Regions from separate parts of the Homo sapiens genome. Here region 1 is linked to region 2. The links are chromatin contacts, found by Hi-C or POLR2A ChIA-PET in ENCODE. All regions are on one chromosome and are shown on one strand. The core of a region is the stretch at or near the end of the contact, and the rest is flanking DNA. Distances in the headings are between cores, read along the strand shown. Region 1 holds the start of C2orf72 (chromosome 2 open reading frame 72). Region 2 has its middle 20 kb from the start of GPR55.

Region 1 (6,781 bases), core at 3,729-6,228, 94 kb after region 2:
ATGGGCCTGACAGTTGAGGTGCCAGCTTGGGTGCAGTTGGTGCAGCCCTGTCCTGGGGGAGGGAAAGGCCAACCAGGGTCCCATTCAACTCTTAGAGACCATGGTTTCTTCCTGGCCAATTTTGGCTGGTGCCATTCTCCCAGGAGGGGACCTTGGGAGACTTACACTGAAGCTCTAACTTGATCTGGCCCAGTAGATTTGAAAGGAGGCCCAAATTGAGTGGCTTCGAAGTCACCATATGTCCTTGCTGCACAAATGAGCTGCTGTTCTCCTCCTCACCCCTACTGGGGCCTCAGATGCTCACAGATCCCCACGAAGTCACCTTGCAGCTGTGGCCACCAAGGTGACAGGTGTAGACACTCTCCCCACAGTTATGTGCCAGGTGTTGGCTGACGGAGGACTGCCCCCACTGTGATGCCCTCAGCCAGTACAGGTGTGTCCTGGGGGCCTGCCTGCCCCTCCTCCTGGCACCACTGACTAGTCCAGGGCTCAGCAGGAGCATGATAGGCACTGAAGCCTGGTCTCTGCCCGTCAGCATTTCCTGCAGGCTTCTTCAATCCCATTTATTCCTAGTGTTCCATTATTGGAACGCTAAGCATGTGGGAGTTATTTATTTCCTGCTGCTCAAGGTCATTGCCAAGGTCTGATTTTTCACACATGTCTGCAATTCAAAAAATTGCAACCTCCTGCATAAGTGGGTTAACAAACCTTCACCAGACCCCTAAAGTTCAGGCGAAATTGAGATATTTGACCCCCATAAGAACACCAGCTGGCACAGAGATCTGCATTCCTGGTGCCCTCATGGGAACCAGCCTGGGCCTGGCAGAGGAGGAAACGAAGTCCCAGCACACCAGCGAGCAGGCCTGCTCCACCTCAGGGGCACCCAGCACTTGTTAGACCCAGTTTCAAGTTTCCAGCCCCTCTTCCCACCTCAGCCTCTTTCCTCCGTGGGTCCTGGGGGCTCCTCCAATTTCCTTTCCCTCTGAGGTCTTCCTCATGTTAAAGATCTTCCTCCCTCCACCCAGCTCCCCAGGAAGCCAGAAAGTCTCCCCAGGTCCAGCCTTCCTTTTAGCCCCCAAATCAAACATCTTAGGGAAAAAGCGGAAAAGTACAGGGAGAGAAGAGAGGAAGGAAAGGAAAGAAGAGAGAAAGGGGGAGGTGGGGAGAGGGGAAGCGGGGAAAGGAAGAAAGAAGGAGAGGAGAATAGGGTGACAGAGTGTGAGTAAAGAGGGAAAAGGAGCTGGCAAGCAACTAGAGGGAGATTACTCCTTGTTTTCCAAACCAACACTTTCTGGTCACTTTTTTTTTTTTTTTTTTTTTTTTGAGACAAGTCCTTGATCTCTCACCCAGGCTGGAGTGCAGTGGCACAATCACGGCTCACTGCAGCCTCGACCTCTCGGGCTCAAGCCATCCACCCACCCCAACCTCCCAAGGAGTAACTGTGACTAGATACACACTGCCATACCCAACTAGCTGTTTGATTTTTGTTTGTTTGTTTATTTAGGGATGGGGTCTCGCTATGATGCCCAGGCTGGTCTAAAACTCCTGGGCTCAAGAAATCCTTCCACCTCAGTTTCCCAAAGTACCGGGATTACAGGTGTGAGCCACCACACCAGTCTCTTATCACTTGATTCCCACCAAATTCTGTTTAAATGAACATGAAGAGGTAAAGTATTTCAAAAATCCCAGTTTACTTTATATCTTCATTGAACACCAGAGAAAGAAGAAGTCCATTAATTTTATGATGTTTTTCTAAGGTGCGGTGGGAGAGGAGGAAGAAATATTCTTGGCATCTTGCCTTTTTTTAAAAAAAAAAAAAAGATCTTTGCAGTTTCCTGTTAATTTAATACCAGAACCTTTGCTGTGTAAATAACACAGATAAAGATAAACTTTACTGGCCCTGGACTCCAACCTTCGTTTAACATTCCACCCCCCTCTGATCCATCCCGCATCCCGCCTATGGAAATTTGTAATTAGTTGTGGAGATTTAGAGGCTGAGAATATATAGTTCAGGAGGCAGAGCATGTTGGTTTTAGACAAGCCTTGTAAGAATGTGCTAAAAATCCCAGTATACCTGACAGTGCTTCTCTAGAACTTGTCTTTCTCTCTTCCTCAGAGGTGACCTGGATGGGGTTAATTCCCTTTCTGGTCAACTTGTAGGTTTCACCCTGGCTCTGCCACCCACCCTCCCAGTTTATTATACCCACTTAGGCTGTGCTTTGCTGGCATGGCCTTGCACTGTTATTTAGACAAGTGATTTAATCCCTCTTACTTGCTATTATTGAGCACTCTTAGTTCCTCTTTTTTTTTTTTTTTTTTTAAGATAGTCTCACTCTGTCACCCAGGCTGGAGTACACTGGTATAATCTTGGCTCACCGCAACCTCCGTCTCCTGGGTTCAAGCGAGTCTCCTGCCTCAGCCTCCCAAGTAGCTGGGATTACAGGCACACACCACCATGCCCAGCTAATTTTTGTATTTTTATTGGAGACGGGGTTTCACCATTTTGGCCAGGCTGGTCTTGAACTCCTGACTTCAGATGATCTGCCAGCCTCAGTCTACAAAGTGCTGGGGTAACAGGAGTGAGCCACCATGCCCAGCCAGATTTAGTTCCCTTTTTGATAGGGCACTTCCTCCAATAGTGTTTTCAAAGAGGGGCTATATGTGATACGCCTTCTGATTCTTTATATACCTGATAATTTAGCTAGAAATCCAAATCTAGGGTCAAAGTTATTTTTCTTTGATACTTTAAAACAATTTTTCCATTTTTTCTTAAACCCAATGTTGTTGCTAAGAAATCTGAAGTCAACCAGATTTTTGTTCCTTCCTCAGTCCTTCTACTACCCAGCTTCTGGGAATACAGGTGTGATGGCCCAAGCTTTAGCAGCCAATTTGGATTATGAAGATGTCAGAGGGCAATAGTGACTTGGTATGAAATCTGAGTCTTCAAACACCTAGTAAAGCAGAACTATTATACTATTTCAGCCATAAACTGTCCATCCCCAAACGTCTACAAAAGAGAAAAAGAAATTTTCATTGTTATTAGTGTTGTCTGTGTTATTAAGAAATGAATCTTAATTCATATATCCATTAAACCTGCTTTGTTTTATACTTTCCAGAAGCCTAACTGTTTTTTATTTTTTATTTTATTTTATTCATTTATTTATTTTTTGAGACAGAGTTTCGCTCTTGATGCCCAGGCTGGAGTGCAATGGCACGATCTCAGCTCACCAAAACCTCCACCTCCTGGGTTCAAGCCATTCTCCTGCCTTAGCCTCCCAAGTAGCTGGGACTACAGGCATGCACCACCATGCCTGGCTAATTTTGTATTTTTAGTAGAGACTGGGTTTCTCCATGTTGGTCAGGCTGGCCTCCAATCCCCGACCTCAGGTGATCCACCTGCCTTGGCCTCCCAAAGTGCTGGGATTACAGACACAAGCCACAGCGCCCGGCCCCAGAAGTCTAATTATTTTTCCCAGTGAATTCATGTTTCCCTAGATATCAGCTACTTTGGTTGGCGATAGGTACACCTGGAAGAGACTAAAACCTAGGCTCTTCCTATATATCCCACCTGGGAGCTTAAGGAATGGGGGTGTGATGGGACTTGCCTCTGGCATCAAATGTGAATGTAGCCACTCCCCATGTGCCACCCTCACACACACCAGACACCCCACTCAGGGAGCTTCTGGGCACTCTCCCCTGGCCAATCCTCTTTCATGAGGCAGGTCTCGTGGTTGGAATTCCTGACCCATGAAGTGGGAAGAAGAGGCTGCCGGGTCTGGTTTTTCTGTGCTGCTAGCCCCAGCCTGATATGCCATCCCTGGCTAGCACAGCTGTTTTCTGCCTCCCAGCAGTGCTGGGGAGATGGGGTTGAGAAATGGTCTACTCAGGCCAATGCAAGCAAAGAAAAGAGCACAAGTGTATAGCGTTCACTCAGCCTATCCCCCTTCTATGGCACTGAGGGGAGGAGGCGACAGGCCTTCCCTGGTTTTACATTGGTTTCTCAGAGTCCTTACCAACTCCCCTCTTGCTTCTGCGGCGTCTTTAGGGTACTATTCAGAGAAAGGTGCCAGCCCTTTAAGTACATTATCATCTTGTCACTTTCTGCTTTAATTTTACATTTCATTACAAATTACGTGAAATGTAATACTCAGTTCTTCAGTTGCACTCGCCAGATTTCAGGTACTCAATAATAGTCACATATGGTGCAGACAATAAAAAAGTTTTCCATCATCACAGAATGTTCTATTGGACAAGGCTGACCTAGATCCTTAGAAGGAAGGGAAATGCATTCCTGCTTCTGACCTGGCTGGCCCCTTGCTCCCCACGCAGATCAGAGCACCATCCGTGTCCTGCATCTGGCCCCCTAGACTTTCTGCTTTACGGAAACAGTCTGGGTTTCAACCCCAGCGCCTGGGGTGGTACAATAAGTATTTGTGGAAATAATGGACCCTCGGTCAGTTTTTGCTAAATGTTGAAGCCCAAAAGGAAAGCTGGGTGGCAGAAATAACCCCTGCGTGTTCTCTTTTATCTCACCTTCCTACCCACTTCTGCGCCCTCCGCCCCCTACCCCCCTACCTCCCACCCCACCTCGGCAAGACCCCAAACTGTGCAGGACTCTGCTCCAGGTCTCCAAACGATCTTATCTAGTGAGGGGATAATTGTCTGTCTTCCCAACCTCGGCTGCCCAGCGCCTGCACATAGTAGGTGCGCAGTAAGTATGTGTGGGATGGACGAACAAATGAATGAATGAATGACTCTCTGTTTCCCCGCGTCTGCGCAGGGACTTCGGGAGGAGCCACCCTTGGAGGGCTGAGGAGAAAGCCCTCTTCCTCCCACCCGGGCCCGCGATGCGGGCTGCGCCCAGGGGCGCGTGCACACAGAGGCCCCGCCCGGGGGCCCGGGGGTCCGGCTGGGCTCGGCCCTCGGGGGCGTGTCCTCTGTGCCGGGGCGCCACCGCCCCGAGAGGCGGGCAGCGGGTGCGCCCGGGCCGCGGCGGCCGCAGAGGGCGGGCGGCGGCCAGCATGGAGCGCGAGCTGGAGGCGCTGGCGGCCCGGCTTGCGCGCCCTGCCGAGCCGCCCTTCCAGGCGTTGGTGGAAGCGGCGGGGGGCCGCGGGCAGGTGCTGCTGGTGGGCGAGCTGTGGGAGCGCGAACAGAGCCGCGCGCTGCTGCGGGACTTCGCACGGGCGGTGTTCCCGCCGGAGCCAGGCGCGGCCAAGCCGGGCGGCGCGGCGGCAGAGGGCGCGGGGCCCGGGGCGGCGCGCGGGGCGCAGAGGGCGGCGAGGGCGGCTGGGGCGGCGGGGGCGGCGGCGGCGGCGGCGCGCGCCATCCGCTCGCCGCTGGTCTTCGTGCTGTGCCGCGCGTCGTCGCTGGCCGCCCGGGAGCCGCGGCGCCGCCTGCGGGAGATGCTGCGGGACGTGCGCGGCCGGCGGCGGGCCGGGGCGGCGCTGGTCGGGGTGCTGGTGGCCGAGGCCGGGCCAGAGGACGCGGTGGCGCCGGGGCTGCGGCTGCTGGAGGCGCTGTTGCGCGCCGTGTTCGGCCGCCAGGCGGGGGGGCCCGTGCAGGCGGCCGCCTACTGCCCCGGCCTCCCGGCCTCCTGCCTGGCCGTCCAGGCGGCCGCCTGCAGGGCCCTGCAAGCCGCCGGAGCCGGGCAACCAGGTGAGACTGCGCGGGGCCCGGCTGGGCGCGGGCGGGCGGTGGCTCGGGCACGTCCCCCAAGTTGGACCCCTTTGGCCATTCCCTTATTGAGCACCGAGGTAAACTGAGGCTCAGAGCAGGGAGGTGCCTAGAGCCAGGCCTCGCAGCTAGCGGAGAGCGGGCCGTGCGTAGCGGATCGAGTCTGTCCCGGAAGGGTCCGGAGTGCACGGGAGATGCCTAGGGGGCGTGGGAAAGCTGAGGGGCCGAGTAGAAGGCAGAGGGAGTGGGTAGAGAGAAGGGATGAATCGGGCAAGGCCGAGATCTAGGAGTTACGGGGTGGGTGGGGGTGGGGAGAGAAGAGGAGTGGGGAAGGAAATGGGAAAGCCTTGGGATGGGAAAGTTTCAAGGGGGTGGATGGGTGCTAAGGAGATTGGCGGTGCCAGAAGCTAAATTCTAGGGCGCTGCGCAGCCAGAGATGCGTCGGGAGCTCTAGGAGGGGCGGAGGGGCATCTCCAGCGCGGTGGAGGCTCGTCCTGGAAGCCCTGCCTGGTTTTAGGAAGAGGGCAAGGAATGGGTGCTCGGGACTTGACGTGTGGGGAGGTGAGAGGGACTAAGAGTACATTTTCTATTGATTTCTGGCCACCCACCAAGGCTGTGCACCCAACTGCTGTGTCCCTCAGCCTCCCCCAGGTCTGCTGAGGCCACCTTTTCCCTCCACATTCTCCTGAAAGGTGGAAGGGATTTAAGGGTCTTTTCCCAGCCCCCGTGACTGCTGCCATCAGCAGAAGGGTCAGGATCTCCTTCCTCCTGGAACACAAGGCTTTACAGGAACTCTCCAATGTTCTAGGATGAAAATATGCACATTAAGAGTAGCTGCATCTGGCTATCGCAAGGACAAAAAACCAAACACAGCATGTTCTCACTCGTAGGTGGGAATTGAATAATGAGAACACATGGACACAGGAAGGGGAACATCACACACCAGGGACTGTTGTGGCGTAGGGGGAGGGAGGAGGGATAGCATTAGGAGATATACCTAATGCTAAATGACGAGTTAATGGGTGCAGCACACTAACATGGCATATGTATACATATGTAACAAACCCGCACGTTGTGCACATGTACCCTAAAACTTAAAGTATTAAAA
Region 2 (6,725 bases), core at 643-3,142:
CCTGGGCTCTCCCATGGCCACATGTGTTTCTGCCTCCTCTGCCATGGTGAGCTGTGTGCCCACCACTTCCCACACTCGGTCTCCTGGCCTTCCCTCCCTGGGACCACCACCTACCACCTCGTGACTTTCCTATTTGCGATGCCGTCACCAAGCAGAGCTGGACTGTGGCTGGAGGAAGCTCAGGGACAAATGAGGTCCCAGTCTCATCTCTGGCTCTGGGTCACATCCGCAGTGACTCCCTGTCCTTCAGGTCTCAGGTTGAACGTCACTCCCCCAGGGAGGCCTTCCCTGATCTCCAGCTCAACTCGGGGTCCCCTTTATCAGCTCATGTCATGCCTTCATCTTCCTCCAAAAGTTGTGCTTTTTAAATATCTTAAACATTAAAATATTTCAAGTATTTGTTTGATATCTATTTGCATCTTACATTGTAAGATCTAAGGGATCCTGTCTGCTCTCTTTAAGAAATATTTGATGAGTTATTGACTGATCATTGAGAGATGGCCCTTTGTTCTCCAGCCCAGGGGTCCTGGACATTCTGGGATCCAGAGTGCAGGGGAGCCTGATGCCCGGGGTAGTGGCCCCCTCTGAGCTACCCTCCCTGTGATGGGGGCTATACTGGGCCTTTTCTTTTCTGAGCAATTTCAGAAAACATTTTGAGATTAAAGTGAATGTGACACAGACCAGAAGGGGCAGGAAGGACACTGTCAGAACCAACAGAACAGCAAGAATACGTTCAGAGGGGCCACCCCCACACTCACACTCCAGGGCTGGGCAGACCCCTGAGAATGCCAGAAGATCACAGAAAGGGGGCCCAGGACAGAGGCAAGGGCCTGCCTCCTTCTTCTGCCTCCTTCTCCTGCCTCAGCCGGGCCTCCTGGCCCTGCCTCCCTCAGGGAGTGTCCCCAGCAGAGCAGCTGAGAGAGAGAATTACTTAGTCCTCAGGGGCAGGAGTCCCAGACCAACCCCACAAGGGACCCAGCCACTGCCCTCCAGCCTCCATTCCCCACTCAGGCCCCCAGGACGTTTTGCAGGAAGGGCCAATGGAGGGCAGGTGGAAGAGGCAGGTGTGGGGGGAGAGCGGCAGGGGGCAGTAGAGCATCTGCCCTGGTGGCTGGAGGCCAGAGAAAGGCCAAAAGGGAGGTCAATGGCACAGGAGGAGTGAAGAGCAGAGAGGGAGGCCAAGCCAAAAGAGCAGAGGGAGGGTGGGCCATGGGGGAAGGGACTTCAGGGGGCTGCAGGGTGGCAGGGTCCAAAGGCCAGGGGCAGCCAGTGGGAGATGGGAGCTTGGCTGTTTGAGAAGGGCCCGATGGGGAGGGTGGGCACCAGACCCAGAAGAAGGAACCCCCCACTCTCCACCCCCACCCCCATCCACAAGAATGGGGTAAGGGGGAAGAGACACGGAAGGGGCAGGAGAAGGGGCAGGCTAGGGAGAGCTGGGTGAAAGCAGACCAATTTTTCCTTCATCATTGCCAATGAACAGAGTGAGAGCACGACCCTGGGGCTCTGAAGTCAGAGTTCCATCCTGCTTCTGTTCCCCTAGGATTTGTCCTTGTGACCTGAAGAGAAGAGAAGAGAAGAGAAGAGGAGAGAAGAGACGAGAAGAGGAGAGAGGAGGGAGAGAGAAAAGAGAGAGAGAGGAGAGAAAGAGAGAGAGAGGAGAGAAAGAGAGAGAGAGGAGAGAGAGAGCGCTCTCTGTAGCACAACTGTGCCCATTGTAGAGAGGTGGAAACTGAGGCCCCAGCAGAGGCCATCCCGGGCAGTGCTTGGACTAGAGCCAGGTCAAGGCCCATCTACATCCGGAGCCATCCCCTGTTAGCAGGACAGCATCCTGGCTGGCTCCCCGCCCCCAGACTGCCCGAGAGCTTGGCTGGCTATTGCCTTCCAGAGCAGCCCCTCCTTCCTGTGCACCTCCTCTCCTCTCCCACTAGCCAGCCCCTCCGTGGAGGGCCAAGAAGCCCAGCCAGCCCTGGGCATGGGTGCTAAGAGATGTCTGGGCTCAGGAATTTCCTGGCAGGAGCAGCAGTGCCCATGTTTGTCTCCGGGCATCCCCAGCTGGGGGGCCAAGCAAGAGAGGCAACAATGCCAGAGTAGGTCACGGAGCAAGAGCCTGGAGAGCTAAGAGCTATCCCCGTCCAGGGTCTGATGGAGTTTGGGTGTTGTCCCCTCTAAATCTCATGTTGAACTGTCATCCCCAGTGCTGGAGGCGGGGCCTGGTGGAGGGGGTTGGATCATGGGGGTGGATTTCCCATGAATGATCTTGCGCCCTCCCCTTGGTGCTGTCCTCTCAGCAGCGAGTTCCTTCTTGCGAGATCTGGCTGTTTGAAAGTGTGCGGCACCTCCCCACCCCTCCTCTGCTCCCACTCTGGCCATGTGAGATGCCGCTTCCTCTTCGCCTTCTGCCAAAATTGCAAGCAAGGTCTCATCAGAAGCAGGGCAGATGCCGGCACCACACTTCATATAAAGTCTACAGAACAGTGAGCCAATTAAACCTCTTTTCTTTATAAATTATCCAGCCTCAGGTATTTCTTTATAGCAACATAAGAATGGCCTAACACAGGGTCTGTCTTAGGAAGGGGCCCTCGGGCTGTCCCTCTTCTCCCTGGCCCTAGCCCAGGAGGAGGACCAGCAAGAGTAGTGAAGTGAGAAGCCTCTCCATGAAGATGCCTTCTGCCATTCATTACACACACAACAGCATCTTGGTCCCAGATGCCGGGTCCCAGAGAGGACCTCAAGGAGACTTCCCAGGAAATTACCCACCACTGGACATTGGACAGGGCAAAGCTGTGGTGTGGAAAGGGGCAAATCCACATCCCTCCAACGTGTGCCCACATGACTGTCCCGGGGGCTTCCATGAGCTTGATGACCCAGAAGCTATGGTCCTGCACACGTGAGTCTGTGACCTGACAGCTGTGCCTGCTTCACCAGTGTAGAGACTTGGATCCCCAGGCAAACCCCAGAAGTGTGGAAGGGAAGGGGAGAAAGCCTGTGGAGGGAGGTGGAGGAGCCGTGGTTTCCAGTAACCATCGCTGGTTAGTTCAGAGGGAAATGTCCACAACAGAGATGACTGTGACACCCGGCACAAGATTTAATTCTCAGAGTGAAAACGAGAATGCCGTGTCTCTGGGAGCCCCCGGAGAATGACTCAACAGTGACGTCCTACAGCATGATTTGCTTTAACTGAAGGTGAAGAGAATCTTTCAGGAGTGGAGAGAATATAACTGAATGCTTTGTCACAAATTTACTTTGATCTCATGTACCCCGTAAATACAGACACCTACTATGTACCAGAAAAATTAAAAATAAAAATAACAAATTCACATTCCGCTTGTTCATCCTGATTCTTCAGGCCTGGCCACGGTATCAAAGACAAGGAAGGCCCATTGCCTGCCCTCATGCTGGTTGTTCAGCCCTCCAAGAATCATTCTTGATGCCCTGCAAATACCAGGCGCTGCGCTAGGCCCTGCAGATGCGACAACGAACGTAGATGCTGTCCCAGCCACCCACACTCGCTGCCGGGGGAAGAACCAGGTAAGGTTCCCGCACATCGCCCTCCATGAAGCAGGAGCAGGAGCCTCACTGCGGGGCTGGGAGCTGCCTTCCTTCCTCCCACCAGCCTCTAGGGGAAGGATTTGTGTCTGCTGGCCCTCCTCGGTAGTAACAAATTCTGGTGGTGGACAAAGCAGATAGAAGACTACAGAAGACAGACAGGCTAAGGTGATCTGCGCAAAAAGATGGCGGCGGGGGAGAGGAAAGGCAATTCCCAGAATGAAGCGGGGACGTGGGTGGCGAGTGTGTGGTTGGGATTTGAGGTGGAAAGAGGCTGAGAGAGGACTGAGTTCCGGGAGGCAGCTGCCTCCTGCATGGAGGCCTTTCCAAGGGCAAGCGCTGGATAGAGGATTCCAATTATTTGCTGTGCATTGAGAATGCACTCCCAATGACCCAGTTTTTCCAACAAATCAATGACATGAAAAGGAAAGGGGAAAAAAAAAGGGGTGACTTGGAAAGAATGCAACCCGCGCCCTTATTTGAGCCCTGATTTGAACAAACCAGCCATAAAAAGACAGTTTTGACACAATGGAGGAATCTGAATATGGATTTCGTGGTGGACGATATTACAGATTCACTTTTTGTTGTTGTTGTTGTTTTTGAGACGGAGTCTCGCTCTGTCGCCCAGGCTGGAGTGCAGTGGCACTATCTCGGCTCACTGCAAGCTCCACCTCCCGGGTTCACGCCATTCTCCTTCCTCAGCCTCCCAAGTAGCTGGGACTACAGGCAGGTACCACCACACCTGGTTCACTTTTTGTATTTTTTGTAGAGACGGGGTTTCACCGTGTTAGCCAGGATGGTCTCGATCTACTGACCTCGTGATCCGTCCGCCTCGCCTCCCAAAGTGCTGGGATTACAGGGCTGAGCCACCACGCCCGGTCTACAGATTGACTTTTAATTGTGTTAGCTAAGATAATGGCATGGTAGTTGCATTAAAAAGTGTCCTTTTTATTCACAATAACCAAGATAGGGAAACAGCCTAAGTGTCCATCAGTGGATGAATGGATTAAAAACATATACACAATGAAATATTATTTAGCCATTAAAAAAGGGAATCTTGTCATTTGTGACAACATAAATGAACCCAGAGGGCATCATGCTCAGTGAAATAAGCCAGACTCAGAAAGACACATACTGCATGACCTCACTTATATGTGGAATTTAAAGAAGTCAAAACTCACAGAAGCAGGAAATAGGATGGGAGTTGCCAGGGGCTGGAGGGCTAGGGAGGGTGTGGAAGGGGGAGATGTTGGTCAAAGGTGTTTCAGTTAAGAGGAATACGTTCTGGAGATCTATTGTATATAATAGCATGGTGACTGTAGTTAATAGTTCTGTATTGTAAACTTGGAAATTGCTACAAGAGTAAATTTGAAATGTTCTCACCACACACACACAAAAAAGATAACTGTGTGATCGATGGATGTGTTCATTAGCTTGATTTAATCATTTCCCAGTGTATACATATATCAAAATTTCACACTGTTCATCATTCACATATCCAATTTTTGTCACGTGTACCTTAACAAAGCTGAGGACCGGAGAGTGTGGAGAAAAAAGTGTCCTCATCAGAAGAGATGCACCCTGTAGTATTAGGCCAAGATGCCACGAGGTCAGTGTAAGTGGTGGAGGGTAGAGATCAATGAACTAGAGATCAGTGAAATGACGCTGGCAGAAGCTGATGGTTGTGGAAGCAGGGTGTCCCAGTAGCATGGGACAAGTTCCCACTGCAGCCCACACCTGGACCAGGCCATAGCTGGGGCCAAGTTTCCACTCTGGCAGAGCTGGAAGAAAGCAGGCCCAGCCCATCAGACCTTTTAGGGACCTCCAGGGCCTAACTGGGGCAGGGGCCAGGGCAAGGCAGCTGTGGCTGGGGGTGCTCATGTGGTTCTTTAGGACTCCACTGAGGTTCTTTGAGACACACACCAAACTAGAGAGCAGAACATCTTAATCACATCATATTTTAGTGAACCCCAAAAAGTAAATAAGAATTGGCATAGGTTCATGCTGAACTAACCCTATTGCTCATTTCCTATGTTTGACTTCAGTGTATTCAACTTTCTGACGGCCCTGTCACATTGGCCACACCACAGACCCACGCCTTCCATTCCTTCATCATGCCCAAGCCAGAAAGAGCCATTAGCTGACAAATCGCTCCTTTCCACTATGGGTGTGGGAACCTGCCTGGCTGCCAACAACCCAGTTTGTGTATCAGTCTCCCCTTGGTCAGCACCACCAGAGTTTTGTTGGTTATGGGGCGATCTTACTGAAGTTGGTTAGGTGTGCTGCAGCAGCAAAGCTGGAGCCTGCCAGCTGCACCTTGGACGTGCACCAGCCAACTGGGCTCCAATGCAAAGGGCAAGAGCACGATGAAAGAGCACATTTGCAATCCTAGAAGATTGCATCTAAGTTGCAAGGTATAATTGGGACCCTGGTTACATTTTTAGCTCAGGGGAATAAAGCCCATCCCATACTCTCCACTCCAGTAGGGAGTGTCTGTTGGTCAACTTTATGACCTTTTTTTTTTTTTTTTTTGAGACAGGGTCTCACTCTGTCTCTCAGGCTAGAGTGCAGTAGCCCAATCATAGCTTACTGCAGCCTCGACATCCCAGGCTCAAGCAATCCTCGTGCCTCAGCCTCCCACGTAGCTGGGACCACAGGGGCACACCACCATGCCAGGCTAATTTTTAACTTTTGTAGAGACTAGGTCTTACTATATTGCCCAGGATGGTCTCGAACTCCTGGGCTCAAGCAATCTTCTCACCTCAGCCTCCCAGAGTGCTGGGATTACAAGTGTCGACCACCACATCCAGCCTTTTAGTGCTATTTTTTAAAGTACCATTGTGTTCAACTTCAGCTGGTGCCCCCCCTCCAACTCCTAACATAGCCTGCACCCAGCTACAGCGAGGCTTCCTAAAATACAAATCTGGCCCTGTCCTACCTAAGCAGAAACTCGGCATCCCGCCTCACCAGGCCACGGTGGCTTTGGTGTCTGTCAAGCTCCCCATCAGTGGATGAAGCCTGCAGTGCCCGCCCGGCTCCTTTGTGACATGGGTGTGGCCACTGACTTCAGTTCTCTCCAAGAGGTCTTGGGTGCTGCAGTTGCCACCGCCGCCCACCCCCTGGCCGCCCCCACAGCTTCCTCCCTTGGTGAGGCAAAGCACAGCCCCTATGCTTGGTCT

The links. A loop is a pair of places that touch in the nucleus more often than their neighbours do. ChIA-PET counts read pairs that join two places held with the same protein, here RNA polymerase II (POLR2A). Pooled maps may share reads with other maps.
Region 1: a pooled map shows a loop between it and region 2 (3-fold over the local background). The contact joins the promoter of C2orf72 here to the enhancer-like site in region 2. A Hi-C loop is called at or near these places in 1 of 168 maps with a recorded cell type or tissue (endothelial cell of hepatic sinusoid) and 1 of 50 pooled maps. POLR2A ChIA-PET finds 5 or more read pairs at or near these places in 1 of 52 experiments (WTC11).

What each region holds. Positions count from the first base shown.
Region 1 is chr2:231,032,545-231,039,325 of GRCh38, forward strand. It overlaps C2orf72 (chromosome 2 open reading frame 72), which reads left to right and starts at 4,979. Exons shown (of 3, transcript NM_001144994.2): 1 at 4,979-5,655. The coding sequence starts at 5,022.
Region 2 is chr2:230,941,444-230,948,168 of GRCh38, forward strand. It overlaps a transcript of GPR55 not described here. Among named protein-coding and RNA genes, the nearest start is that of GPR55, 20 kb to the left of the region's middle. RefSeq lists enhancers at 946-995, 1,926-2,135, 2,446-2,665, 5,159-5,318. Within about 2 kb of position 1,893, at least 2 of the 41 ENCODE cell types and tissues checked have a DNase peak (open chromatin) inside an H3K27ac peak, as active enhancers do.